Linked DNA regions of Homo sapiens: region 1 is linked to region 2. Evidence: read pairs that join two places in POLR2A ChIA-PET (ENCODE). Cell type or tissue: MCF 10A. All regions are shown on one strand. Links, peaks and the distances in the headings refer to the core of each region. The heading gives the core; the rest is flanking DNA.

Region 1 (6,821 bases), core at 1-5,000, 51 kb after region 2:
GGAGGAGGGTTGCCTGAGCCCAGGAGGTTGAGGCTACAGTGAGCCATGATCACACTACTGCATTCCAGCTTGGGTGACAGAGCAAGACTGTTACTAAAAACAAAGACATAAAAATGAAGGACAGATAAATTCAATCATATTAAAATTACAAATTTCTTTAATCAAAAAGCAACATTAAAAAAACAAAGGCTGGACGCGGTGGCTCATGCCTGTAATCCCAGCATTTTGGGAGGCTGAGGCGGATGGATCACCTGAGGTCAGGCGTTCAAGACTGGCCTGGCCAACATGGCAAAACCCATCTCTACTAAATATACAAAAATTAGCCGGGCGTGGTAGCACACGCCTGTAATCCCAGCTACTCAGGAGGCTGAGAAAGGATAAGTGCTTGAACCCGGGAGGCAGAGGTGCAGTGAGCTGAGATCACACCATTGCACTCCAGCCTCGGCAACATGAGTGAAACTCCATCTCAAAAAAAAAAAAAAAAAGGTGCAAGGATTTCTTGAGCCCAGGAGCCTGGGCAACACAGAAAGACCCTCATCTCACCAAAAAAAAAAAAAAAAGTAAAAAGATACATACTAAAAGATAATCTGTAACCTACGTATAATCAACAAGATTAGTATGTAGATGATGCAAAGAACTCTTATAAATAAAAAATACTAGCAGACTTATTTTTTTCTTTATTTTTTGAGAGAGTCACGCTCTGTAACTGAGGCTGGAGTGCAGTGGCATAATCTTGGCTCACTGCAACCTCCGCCTCCCAGGTTCAGCGCCCCTGAGGAGCTGGGACTACAGGCATGCGCCACTATGCCTGGTTAATTTTTGTACTTCTAGTAGAGACAGGGTTCTGCCATGCTGGCCAGGCTGGTCTTGAATTACTGGCCTCAACTGATCCATCCGCCTCAGCCTCCCAAAGTGCTGGGATTACAGGTGTACACCCTGCCCAGCCACAAGCCGATTTTTAAAAGGTCAAATGCTATGACAGCCATTTTACAGGAAAAAAAAAAATTGTATAGTTGTGGTGACGCTCCTCACACAGAGCACCAGCTTCAGGGAGTCTGTCCCTTGCAGACCCCTGACCCGGCAACGGATGAATGAGGTACACTGACACACAGATACTCTGCTTTGCCAGTCCAGCTGAGTGTGTCCAGGCTGTTTACAGACTCCCTGAAGAGTACTGTAAACAGTTGCAATGGCGGCCCTGACCAGCTAGTGAGACTCGCATTTATTCAGTAAAGATTAATTGACAAAGACTTGAGTCAACACCACTACGGGGTAACTGACATTGTGGACTTCCTGAGTAGAAAGCAGTTAAGCACCTGCGGTACATCAAAGATTAGTCTTAAGACCATATGAGTAAACAAGCTACCTAGATAACTTCCCCACATTCCTTTGTTATTACTCTAATTTATTTAACTAAAGGTAAAGATCAGGTCGCCTTCAACCATATCTATTACTGAAGTTATGCAAACTCTTAGGCCTTCCAAGAGGGTTTGTGGCTATCATCACTAATATTTTTCCCACCAGCCTGACTGAACCCCTACATATAGTTACTAAACATTTGAAATGATGCTCAATGTTATTAGTAATCAGAAAATTACAAATAAAACCCACTGAAATACAGGTTGAGTATCCCTAATCCAATAATCTGAAATCCAAAATGCTCCAAAATCCGGAAGTTTTTGAGTATCAACATGATGCTCAAAGGTAATGCTCTTTGGAGCATTTCAGATTTCAGATTTTCAGACTACAGATGCTAACCAGTAAAAATAATGCAAGGAATCCAAAATCCGAAAAAAATCAAAATCTGAAACATTTCTGATCCCGAGCATCTTTAGCAGCATCCTTGGTCTCTAAAAAAAAAAAGAAAAAAAATGGCAAAGACCTGATAATACCACATGTTGGAGAAAATGTGGCTCAGTAGGAATTCTTACATATTGCTGGTGAGAAGGAACTACTTAGGAAAACAATTTATCATTGTCTCATAAAGACTAATACTGCATATCTTATTAGCAGCAAGACTACTGTCCTAGGTTTATACCCAAGAGAAACTTTTGATGAAGATAATCAATATCTATGTGTGCTAAAAGACATGATTATTCATAAAACAATGCTCACAGAAGCAAGAAACTGGAAACAATCCATTTATAGAATATGTTTAATCACACAAGTCATATATGGCAGTGAAAAGGAATGAGCTATAGCCATATGCAATAACATGACAATATTAGAAAAATTATGCATGAAAAAAATCCTGTGATTCTGGGGTTTTTTGTTTTGTTTTGCTGTTTGAGACAGGGTCTTGCTGTGTTGCCAAGGGTAGACTACAATGTCATGATCATGGCTCGCTGTAATCTCGAACTCCTGGATTTCAAAGTGGTCCTCTCGCCTTTGTCTCCCAAATAGCTAGAACTACAGGTGCATACCACCATGCCTGGCTTTTTTTTTTTTCTTTTTTGCCTTGCTGTTTTCTTGCCTTGTCTCATCAGTGTTTATATCATTAAAAAATAAAACAACCCAGTGCAGTGGCTGTTTTGTTTTTTAATGATATAAACACTCACAAACACACCACACAATCCAAGTAGCAGCAGCTTGGCAAAAGTCACCATCAAACTATGAAATCCTACTGAAACCATCCCTGTGCTTCTCGTGCACAGGTACTCGTTGATCTAAATGTTGCATTTATTGTGTTCTTGCTTTTTTCCCCCTTTTTTTGTGTGTGTTCTTGCTTTTAAAAGTAAAGCTATATATATGCCAAAACAAAAATTCGTTGTTTTCCAGTGTCATTAAAAACAGAATCTAGGCCGGGTGCAGTGACTCATGCCTATAATCCCAGCACTTTGGGAGGCTGAGGCGGGTGAATCACCTGAGGTCAGGAGTTTTAAGACCAGCTGGGCCAACATGGTGAAACCCCATCTCTACTAAAAATACAAAAATTAGCTGGACATGGTGGCACGTGCCTGCAGTCCCAGCTACTCAGAGGCTGAGGCAGGAGAATCACTTAACCTGGGAGGCGGACGTTGCAGTGAGCTGACATCGTATCGCTGCACTCCAGTGTGGGAGTCAGAGTGAGACTCCGTCTTTAAAAAAAAAAAAGAATCATAAGATTTTTCACTTGAGGGCAGTAATTCAAGACCAGCCCAGGCAACAGTTGTCTTTTGTAAAGACAACTGTCTTTACAAAATTAAAAAATTAGCTGGCACACACCTACAGTAAACTCATTTTTGGTAAAAGTGCCAAGAACATACACTGGGGAAAAGATAGTCTCTTGGTCAGGCACGGTAGCTCACGCCTGTAATCCCAGCACTTGGGAGGCCCAGGTGGGAGGATCACTTGAAGTCAGGAGTTCAAGACAAGCCTGGCTAACATGGTGAAATCCCGTCTCTACTAAAAACACAAAAACTAGCCCGGCGTGGTGGCAGGCATCAGTAATCCCAACTATTCAGGAGGCTGAGGCAGGAGAATCACTTGAACCAAGGAGGCAGAGGTTGCAGTGAGCCAATACTGCACCACTGCACTCCAGCCTAGGTGACAGAGCAAGACTCCGTCTGAAAAAAAAAAAAAGAGAGATAGTCTCTTCAATAATGGTGCTGGGAAAACTGGCTATCCATTACACAGAAGAATGAAACTATACCCCTATCTCTCGCCACATATGAAAACCAAATCAAATGGATTAAAGACTTAAATCTAAGACCAAATTATGAAACTACTACAAGAAAACACTGGGGAAAATCTCCAAGACACGGGTCTGGGCAAAAATTTCTTGAGCCATACCCCACAAGCACAGGCAACCAAAGCAAAAATGGCCAAATGGGATCACGTCAAGTTACAAAGCTTCTGCACAGCTGGGCACGGTGGCTCACGCCTGTAATCCCAGCACTTTGGGAGACAGAGCTGGGCAGATCACCTGAGGTCAGGAGTTTGAGACCAGCCTGACCAACATGGTGAAACCCCATCTCTACTAAAAATACAAAATTAGCCAGGCATGGTGGCACATGCCTGTAATCACAGCTACTCAGGAGGCTGAGGCAGGAAAATTGCTTGAACCTGGGAGGCGGAGGTTGCGGTGAGCTGAGATCGCACCATCGCACTCCAGCCTGGACAACAAGAACAAAACTCCATCTCAAAAAAAAAAAAAAAAAAAAAAAAAGCTTCTGCACAGCTAAAGAAACAATAAAGTGAAGAGACAAAGAATATTTGCACATCCCATCTGCCAAGGGATTAATAACCAGAATATATAAGGGGCTCAAACAACTCTACATGACAGTCTAATAATCCTATTAAAAAATGGGCAAAAGATTTGAATAGATATTTTTCAAAAGAATACAAATGGCAAACAGACATATATGAAAAGGGGCTCACCATCACTATTATCAGAGAAATACAAATCAAAACTACAATGAGATCTCATCTCACTCCAGTCAGAATGGCTTTTATCCAAAAGACAGGCAATAGCAATGCTGGCAAGGATGTGGAGAAAAGGGAACCCTTATACACTGTTGGTGGGAATGTAGATTAGTACAAACACTTTGGAGAACAGTTTGAAGGTTGCTCAAAAAACTAAAAGTAGAGCTACCATATGATTCAGCAATCCCACTGCTGGGTATATACCCAAAAGAAAGGAAATCAGTACATTGAAGAGATATTTGCACTCCCATGTTTGTTGCAGTATTGTTCACAATAGCTAAGATTTGGAAGCAACCTAAGTGTCCATCAACAGATGAATGGGTAAAGAAAATGTGGGATATATACACAATGGAGTACTACTCAGCCATAAAAAAGAATGAGACTCAGTCATTTGCAACAACATGCATAGAATTGGAAATTATTATATTAAGTGAAATAAGCCAGGCACAGAAAGACAAACGTCATGTGTTCTCACTGATTCGTGGAATCTAAAAATCAAAACAATTGAACTCATGTACTCATGTACGAAGAGAGTAGAAGGATGGCTACCAGAGGCTGGGAAGGCTAGTGGAAGGCTGGGGAGAAGGTGGGGATGATTAATGGGTACAAACAAAAATAGGAAGAATAAATAAGACCTACTATTTGACAGCACAACAGGGTGACTATAGTCAATTATAACTTAATTGTACATTTTAAAATAACTTAGTGTAATCGGATTGTTTATAACACAAAGGATAAATGCTTGAGAGGATAGATAAAGAAAAAAATAAAATTCATTCTAAAAATAAAAAATTAGCTAGGCATGGTGGCTCGCACCTGTGGTCCCAGCTACCCAGGGGGCTAAGGTAGAAGGATCACTTAAGCCCAGGCTGTTGAGGCTGCAGTGAGCCATGTTCATGCCACTGCACTCCAGCCTGGGTGACAGAGTGACACTTTGCCTCAAAAAAAAAAAAAAAAAAAAACCAAAGACAAAATAAAATAAAATAGACCAATAATGACAGTATGTTGTGAATCAAGAGTTACAGTAATTCCGCATACCTGAGATCCATTATGCCACTCCCTACACACACACACACACACACACACACACACAGAGAGAGAGAGAGAGAGAGCTGAAAACAGCACAGAAGGCTGTCTCTTCCCTTTTCCCCACACCCCTACCTGTGTCCGAGCATTGAGCAGCTGCTGGAAGCTCTCAACCTCTTTGCTGTCATCTGCAGCCCGCTCCTAAGGGAAGACAAAGGGAAATGTCTAGTTTGGGGAAAGCAGTCCTTCACTTCAGGATGTCCCCTTCATTCCACACTTATTGTACTAAGCTGGACACTGTGCCAGACTCCAAGAGTAAAACACTGAACAAGACAGGCATCATCTCTGCCCTCACAGAGCTAACAGCAGTGGGGGAAACCGAATTTTCTGGGTAGGAAGGCAAGGAGAAGGAGCACCTATTACCATCAGCACACCCAGCATCATGTCATAGTTGTTGATCAGAAACACAAGCTGCTCCTTCCTTGAGGAGAACTCAGCTGCCACTCGGAGGACAAAATTCTCCACCTCCACCTGAAAAGGCAGAGAGGAAGAGGTGACACCAGAAAGCAAGGTCATCTGGGCCCCATCTGGCTCCTCCTCAGACTCCACCCACTGGAAGCAGCCCTGCTGCTGGGAAGTGTCTCCTGTCCGACCCTCACCTGCAGCTGTCCCAGCAATTGCATGGTCCGTTCATTAGGAATTGTCTGGTTGATACTGACAAGAGCGGAGGAGAACTCTGCATAGCGGCGTGTGATCTAGGAGAGAGTGGGAAGGAAAATCACACCCACCTCCTGGCCCAACCAACACAACCTCCCAACTTCCTTAGCCAACCCACCTCCATGTGATGTGACTCTACCTTCAGTCCCTCCTACCCACAGTGCACCACTCACCATGAGTTTCACCACCCTCCCAGAACACCTGCTCATAGCGTGGCCCATGACACAACTGTGACCTTGGCCAACCCCCACAATGATGCTTAGAGCCCTGCCTTTCAAGAACCCTTTGTTACCCTTGCCCTCCCTCACATAGTGGGGCCGAGTATCCAACCCCCCTAGGCGCTGGGGGTCAGTGCTTCGGACGCTCTGAACATTCATCTCCAGGATCAGTTCAAACCGTGGCCATAGCAAGGCAAGCACCTGTTCCCAGTACCTGTGGGCTTAATCAGAATCAGAGGTCAGCCAGCAAGGAATGTTGGAGGGGGATGGGAGGGAGTGGGGCATCATTCAGTTTAATGGTCAATAGCTAGTTGTGGGGGTTGGGGGGCAGTGGTTGGAGAAAGGTGAGTCAAAAAGCAGCACTACTGCCTCCGGAGCAAATGAATGGGAATAAAGGTTGATGATACCAGGTCAGTAGGAGTCTAAGGTCAGGGCAGAGTCATGCAAGACCAAGAG
Region 2 (5,102 bases), core at 103-5,102:
GAGGACTCTAAGTTCCCAGGATACAAAAGGGGTGGCAGTGTATGGTTCAGGAATGCTGAATATGGGAAGCAGGGGTGCTTGTGACCCTAATAAATTCCAAGTCCTCTTCCCTGCCACCTCCGGCTCTTCTTGTGTCCAAGCCCTCAGACCCTTCCCCACCTCCCCCTCCTTTCCCTTTCCCGAAGGATTGTTCCCTTTCTCTGCCTGGTCTCCCAGGGCAACCCCCGCCGCCGGGTGTGAGAGGAAAGAGTATGTGTCACTGTGTATGCGTGACACTCCGGGTCTTTTTGAAGGGAGGGGTTCGTGCGTCACCCCTTTCCACTGGTTCTGCAGCACCAGTCCCCTCCCCCCAACTCCCTGGGTTCTTATGGTCCCCAAGGGTGATTTGTTCATGGCCCCATCTTGGTGTCCAGTCTGGCCTTGAAAGGGGGTCTTGGAACAGGTGGCCCTCCCCCACCCCTCTCCTTTCTCTGAGTCCCCCCCTCCCCTTTCTCTCCACCTTACAATAGCTGCAGCCGGCCTGGGGTCGGATGGGGGGGATTAGGGGAGGGGGCCAGGATTAGGGGAATGAACCAGCCGATGAAAGGGGCTGGAGAGAGCAGGAGGGAGGGGGCTGGGAAGAGGAGGAGGAAGGGGAGGGGGGTCTGCGCTAATCGACTCTGGCGCCCACATAAGGACTGGCCACGGACTGAAGGAGAGGACAGGGAAGTAGGGGGGAACTGGGGTGGGGGGCGAGGGCACCCACTGCTGCCTTGTCCCAGGGACAGGCCACCCCCTGGCAGCCGCAGCCCAAGTCCGGGAGCCTCAGCTCGGGCGGGGACAAGATGCCCATCAGGGTCTCTAACTGCCCCCCACCCCCTCGCCCTGTATCCCTCTCATTCCCTACACTCAATGGGGATCGCTCTGCCCCTTCCTCTTCTCTTTCCTCCCCATCCCCTTCGTTTACTCTAGAGTCCTCGAAGAGGCTTCTGCCCACTTCCCACTCCAGACATTCTGCCCCTGTGTACCCCACCCACACGCGCACCCCCCCTTCCCAATGGGAGCTCCATCTTGTGTATGTCCCTGTTTCCGCGTGGTGTCTCCATTCCCCCTTTCCTCCCGTGCGCCTCCCTCCCTTCCCCGCCCCGGGCCGCGGCTCCTGATTGTCCAAACGCAATTCTCGAGTCTATGGCTCCGGCCGAGAGTTGAGTCTGGACGTCCCGAGCCGCCGCCCCCAAACCTCGAGCGGGAGAGCGGGTCGGAGGGTCTAGGGAGAGCCAAAGCAGAGGGTGGAGGGAGTCCCCAGGGTGGTAAGGGGAATCCCGGGCACATCGGGACCTAGGTGTGTTCTCAGGACTAGAAGGCTAAAGCGGCAGATCTTTTGCAGCCTTTTCCCCCGGGATCCTGGAATGGGGGTTACGGAGAAGTGAGGGGGGTTGATCCCCAGAGTCGCCAGGGTACGCAGAGTGGGGGAGGTAGCCCTTTTCACGAGCCCTCTGTCCCCTCCTGGGGTCCCAGATATTCCAGGCCCCGGCCCCCCGGAGCTGAGGCCCCGCGTGGGGGCCTCTGGAAGGGAACCGAGGCTAAGGTTGTTGGCCGCGCGACGGTGCTGGGCCGGGGGCGGAGACCGTGGTTCCCTAAGTGGCGCAGAACTCCCGGGACGCAGGATCCTCACGCGGGACGAGCCCGTCCCGTGGGCGGGAGAACCGCGGCGTCCACGTCCCGTCCCACCCGCGCCGCGAATGGTGGGTGACGTCTCCGCCGGCGGGGGGAGCGGGTGTAGCGGAGGAGCAGGCGGAAGTGACGTAGGGCCCCAGCGCCCGGGCCATGGCGGCGGCGGTGGCGGGAGCTGCTGTCTGAGCAGCGGTTGCGGACCGAGCGAACTTGGCCCAGGAGCCCGGGCCTAGGGAGAGGCGCGGCGGCGGCGGGAGCGCGAACGGCTGGAGCTGGGTGAGGGGCAGTGCCGGCGCGGGGGCGGGAGCGGGGGCGGAGAGGGGCGCTTCTGGAGGGGCGGGGTCTACGCGAGGGGCGGCCCCCCTGACGCCCTCCTCCCCTTCCCCCCACCCCCAGCCTTCTTCGCCTTCTCCTCGGCTGTGGAGCCCTGGTGGGGGGTCTGCGCCCGGTCACCATGACGACGCCGGCGAATGCCCAGAATGCCAGCAAAACGTGGGAACTGAGTCTGTATGAGCTGCACCGGACCCCGCAGGTGACAGGCATTCTCCCTTTCAGGCTTACCCCCTCCCCCAAACCCTTATATCCACAGACCGCATCACACAGCTTCTTTTCCGTAATTTGCTCTATTCTGCCTTGCCTGGCCCTACCTTTGAATCACCTTAATCTTTCCAAAGCACTTTCGCATTTAGCTCATTTAATCCTCAAAACAGCCCTGCCAGAGAGGTGGAACAAGTATTATTATCTTCATTTGAAAGATCACAAACACAAAAATTACCTTCCCTGTTCCTCATTCAGTGTCATAAGTCAGTGCACATAAGACTCACTTTGGGAGTTTATTAAAAGCAGAGCTTCATGCCCCCCAACATTCTGATTCAGTAGTGAATTGGGTTCTCAGAATCTGAATTTTTAACAGGCACCCTATGGGGTTCTAATACAGGTAGCACCAGGACTTTAAAAAATTTTGTTGAATAGTTTTTCCCAACCACAGATTTGTGCCATCTTCACTCCTAGGCCACTTAGCCACCTCAGATCCTCCTATTCCAAAGCTCCTACTCTTAGTTAATGGACACTAAAGTCTGTCTTTTCTCCATTTGCTCCAAGTCATCAGTCCTTCTCTTTCTCAGAATTCTTGTCTCCTATAGAGACCAACATGGGTCTTCTCACTGTATTTCTCAAAATTCTTATTTTATGGGCTGCTGTTTCTAAAACCCCTTTCCCTCTAACCCACACCACCTTTCTACTCACTGATGCCTTCAGGAAGCCATAATGGATGGCACAGAGATTGCTGTTTCCCCTCGGTCACTGCATTCAGAACTCATGTGCCCTATCTGCCTGGACATGCTGAAGAATACGATGACCACCAAGGAGTGCCTCCACAGATTCTGCTCTGACTGCATTGTCACAGCCCTACGGAGCGGGTAATAGGAGAGACATGTTTGAGATGAGATGAAGGGGTACAAAGTTAGGGCCCTCTCACTGGTCTTGGTTCAGCCTAGGCTTCAGTTCCCTTGACTGACCACTCAGGGCTTCCCTTCTCCTACCCCAGGAACAAGGAGTGTCCTACCTGCCGAAAGAAGCTGGTGTCCAAGCGATCCCTACGGCCAGACCCCAACTTTGATGCCCTGATCTCTAAGATCTATCCTAGCCGGGAGGAATACGAGGCCCATCAAGACCGAGTGCTTATCCGCCTGAGCCGCCTGCACAACCAGCAGGCATTGAGCTCCAGCATTGAGGAGGGGCTACGCATGCAGGCCATGCACAGGTGTGAGGGTCAGGAGAGAAGCAGAACTGATGGGATGGGTCCGTGGGTCAGTCCTTGTTGCCTGCTAGCTTCTAAGCCTCAGCATCCTAGGAGCTGACCACAGACTGATCATTAGGGCTGGAAATCATGGGTGTAAATTGCAGTTTCTTAGTAAACAACTGGCCCTGCTCTTCTTAAGAAAAATATAGGGCTGGGCACAGTGACTCACATCTGTAATCCCAGCACTTTGGGAGGTGAGGATGGGAGGATCACTTGAGCCCAGGAGTTTGAGACCACCTTGAATAACATAGGGAAATCTCATCTCTACAACAAATTAAACATTTAGCTGGGCATGGTGGCACATGCCTGTAGTCCTACCTTCTTGGGAGGCTGAGGTAATAGGATCACTTGAGCCTGGGAAGAAAGTGGATGTTGCAGTGAACCATGATCACACCACTGCACACTGCACTCCAGCCTGCTGGGCGACAGAACAAGGCCCTGTCACAAAAAAAAAAAAAGGAAAAATGTAGTTTACCCCATGACTTTCTAGAAGTTAGAACAGTAGAGCGATTTTGAGAATAAGCCCCGGATTCATACTGCTGGAAGTTAAATCACCTCCTAGGCCAGCATCTCTCAGTCTTTCATGTGTATCCAGATTACCTGTAGATCTTCAGATGCAAACTGTGATTCAGTAGGTCTAGAGTTGGGCCCGAGAGTCTGCATTTCACAAGCTCACAGGGGATGTGTATGCTGCTACCGCACTTTGAGAGGTGACAGCCTATGATCACTAACAAGTTACTTAACCTCTCTAAGCCTCAGTTTCCTCAGCCATAAAATAGAGGTAATATAATTACCTGTGTCATAGGATTCATTGTATTAGGTAAGGGGATTGGTGCAAAACACTTAGTATACTGAGTGCTTAGCACATTGTGTTTAATAAATATTAGGTATCGTCATTAGGATTTTTCTTATCTCTTAATTCTCTGAAGTTTAAAGTCTAAGCCCTTTATCCTGGATGCCTTCTAACCTTAACCACTTGCTTCTACAGGGCCCAGCGTGTGAGGCGGCCGATACCAGGGTCAGATCAGACCACAACGATGAGTGGGGGGGAAGGAGAGCCCGGGGAGGGAGAAGGGGATGGAGAAGATGTGAGCTCAGACTCCGCCCCTGACTCTGCCCCAGGCCCTGCTCCCAAGCGACCCCGTGGAGGGGGCGCAGGGGGGAGCAGTGTAGGGACAGGGGGAGGCGGCACTGGTGGGGTGGGTGGGGGTGCCGGTTCGGAAGACTCTGGTGACCGGGGAGGGACTCTGGGAGGGGGAACGCTGGGCCCCCCAAGCCCTCCTGGGGCCCCCAGCCCCCCAGAGCCAGGTGGAGAAATTGAGCTCGTGTTCCGGCCCCACCCCCTGCTCGTGGAGAAGGGAGAATACTGCCAGACGAGGTGAGGAGCCCTGTCTTTCCCCAGCCACTGAGAAACCAAAGATCACCTAGATTTCCATCAGAAGTGGGCTTTGCCCAAACCCAAAATACCACCCCAACCCAGAATCCATTTTGGAAAGCCCCTACCTCCAGTCCTCATCTGAGGCGCTCTGGCTCTAAGCCTGTCCTCCCTCCCATTCCAGGTATGTGAAGACAACTGGGAATGCCACAGTGGACCACCTCTCCAAGTACTTGGCCCTGCGCATTGCCCTCGAGCGGAGGCAACAGCAGG

Evidence for each region. Peaks named below come from ENCODE experiments on the same cell type or tissue, not always from the same donor. Only the 100,000 strongest peaks of a DNase experiment are listed, where the experiment ranks them.
Region 1: POLR2A ChIA-PET joins it to region 2 with 10 read pairs; 27 of 35 experiments call an interaction of 5 or more read pairs at or near these places.

What each region holds. Positions count from the first base shown.
Region 1 is chr6:33,257,919-33,264,739 of GRCh38, forward strand. VPS52 (VPS52 subunit of GARP complex) reads right to left here. Exons shown (of 20, transcript NM_022553.6): 14 at 6,456-6,579; 15 at 6,090-6,185; 16 at 5,854-5,961; 17 at 5,566-5,631. Among named protein-coding and RNA genes, the nearest start is that of VPS52, 11 kb to the right of the region's middle. In MCF 10A, for the core only: no CTCF peak of the experiment used is centred there; a DNase peak (open chromatin) is centred at 2,853.
Region 2 is chr6:33,206,716-33,211,817 of GRCh38, forward strand. HSD17B8 (hydroxysteroid 17-beta dehydrogenase 8) reads left to right here. Exons shown (of 9, transcript NM_014234.5): 9 at 1-116. RING1 (ring finger protein 1) reads left to right here and starts at 1,785. Exons shown (of 7, transcript NM_002931.4): 1 at 1,785-1,929; 2 at 2,050-2,185; 3 at 2,911-3,071; 4 at 3,200-3,415; 5 at 4,443-4,832; 6 at 5,014-5,102. The coding sequence starts at 2,108. It overlaps MIR219A1 (microRNA 219a-1), which reads left to right and starts at 1,120; the gene lies at 1,120-1,229. In MCF 10A, for the core only: no CTCF peak of the experiment used is centred there; no DNase peak of the experiment used is centred there.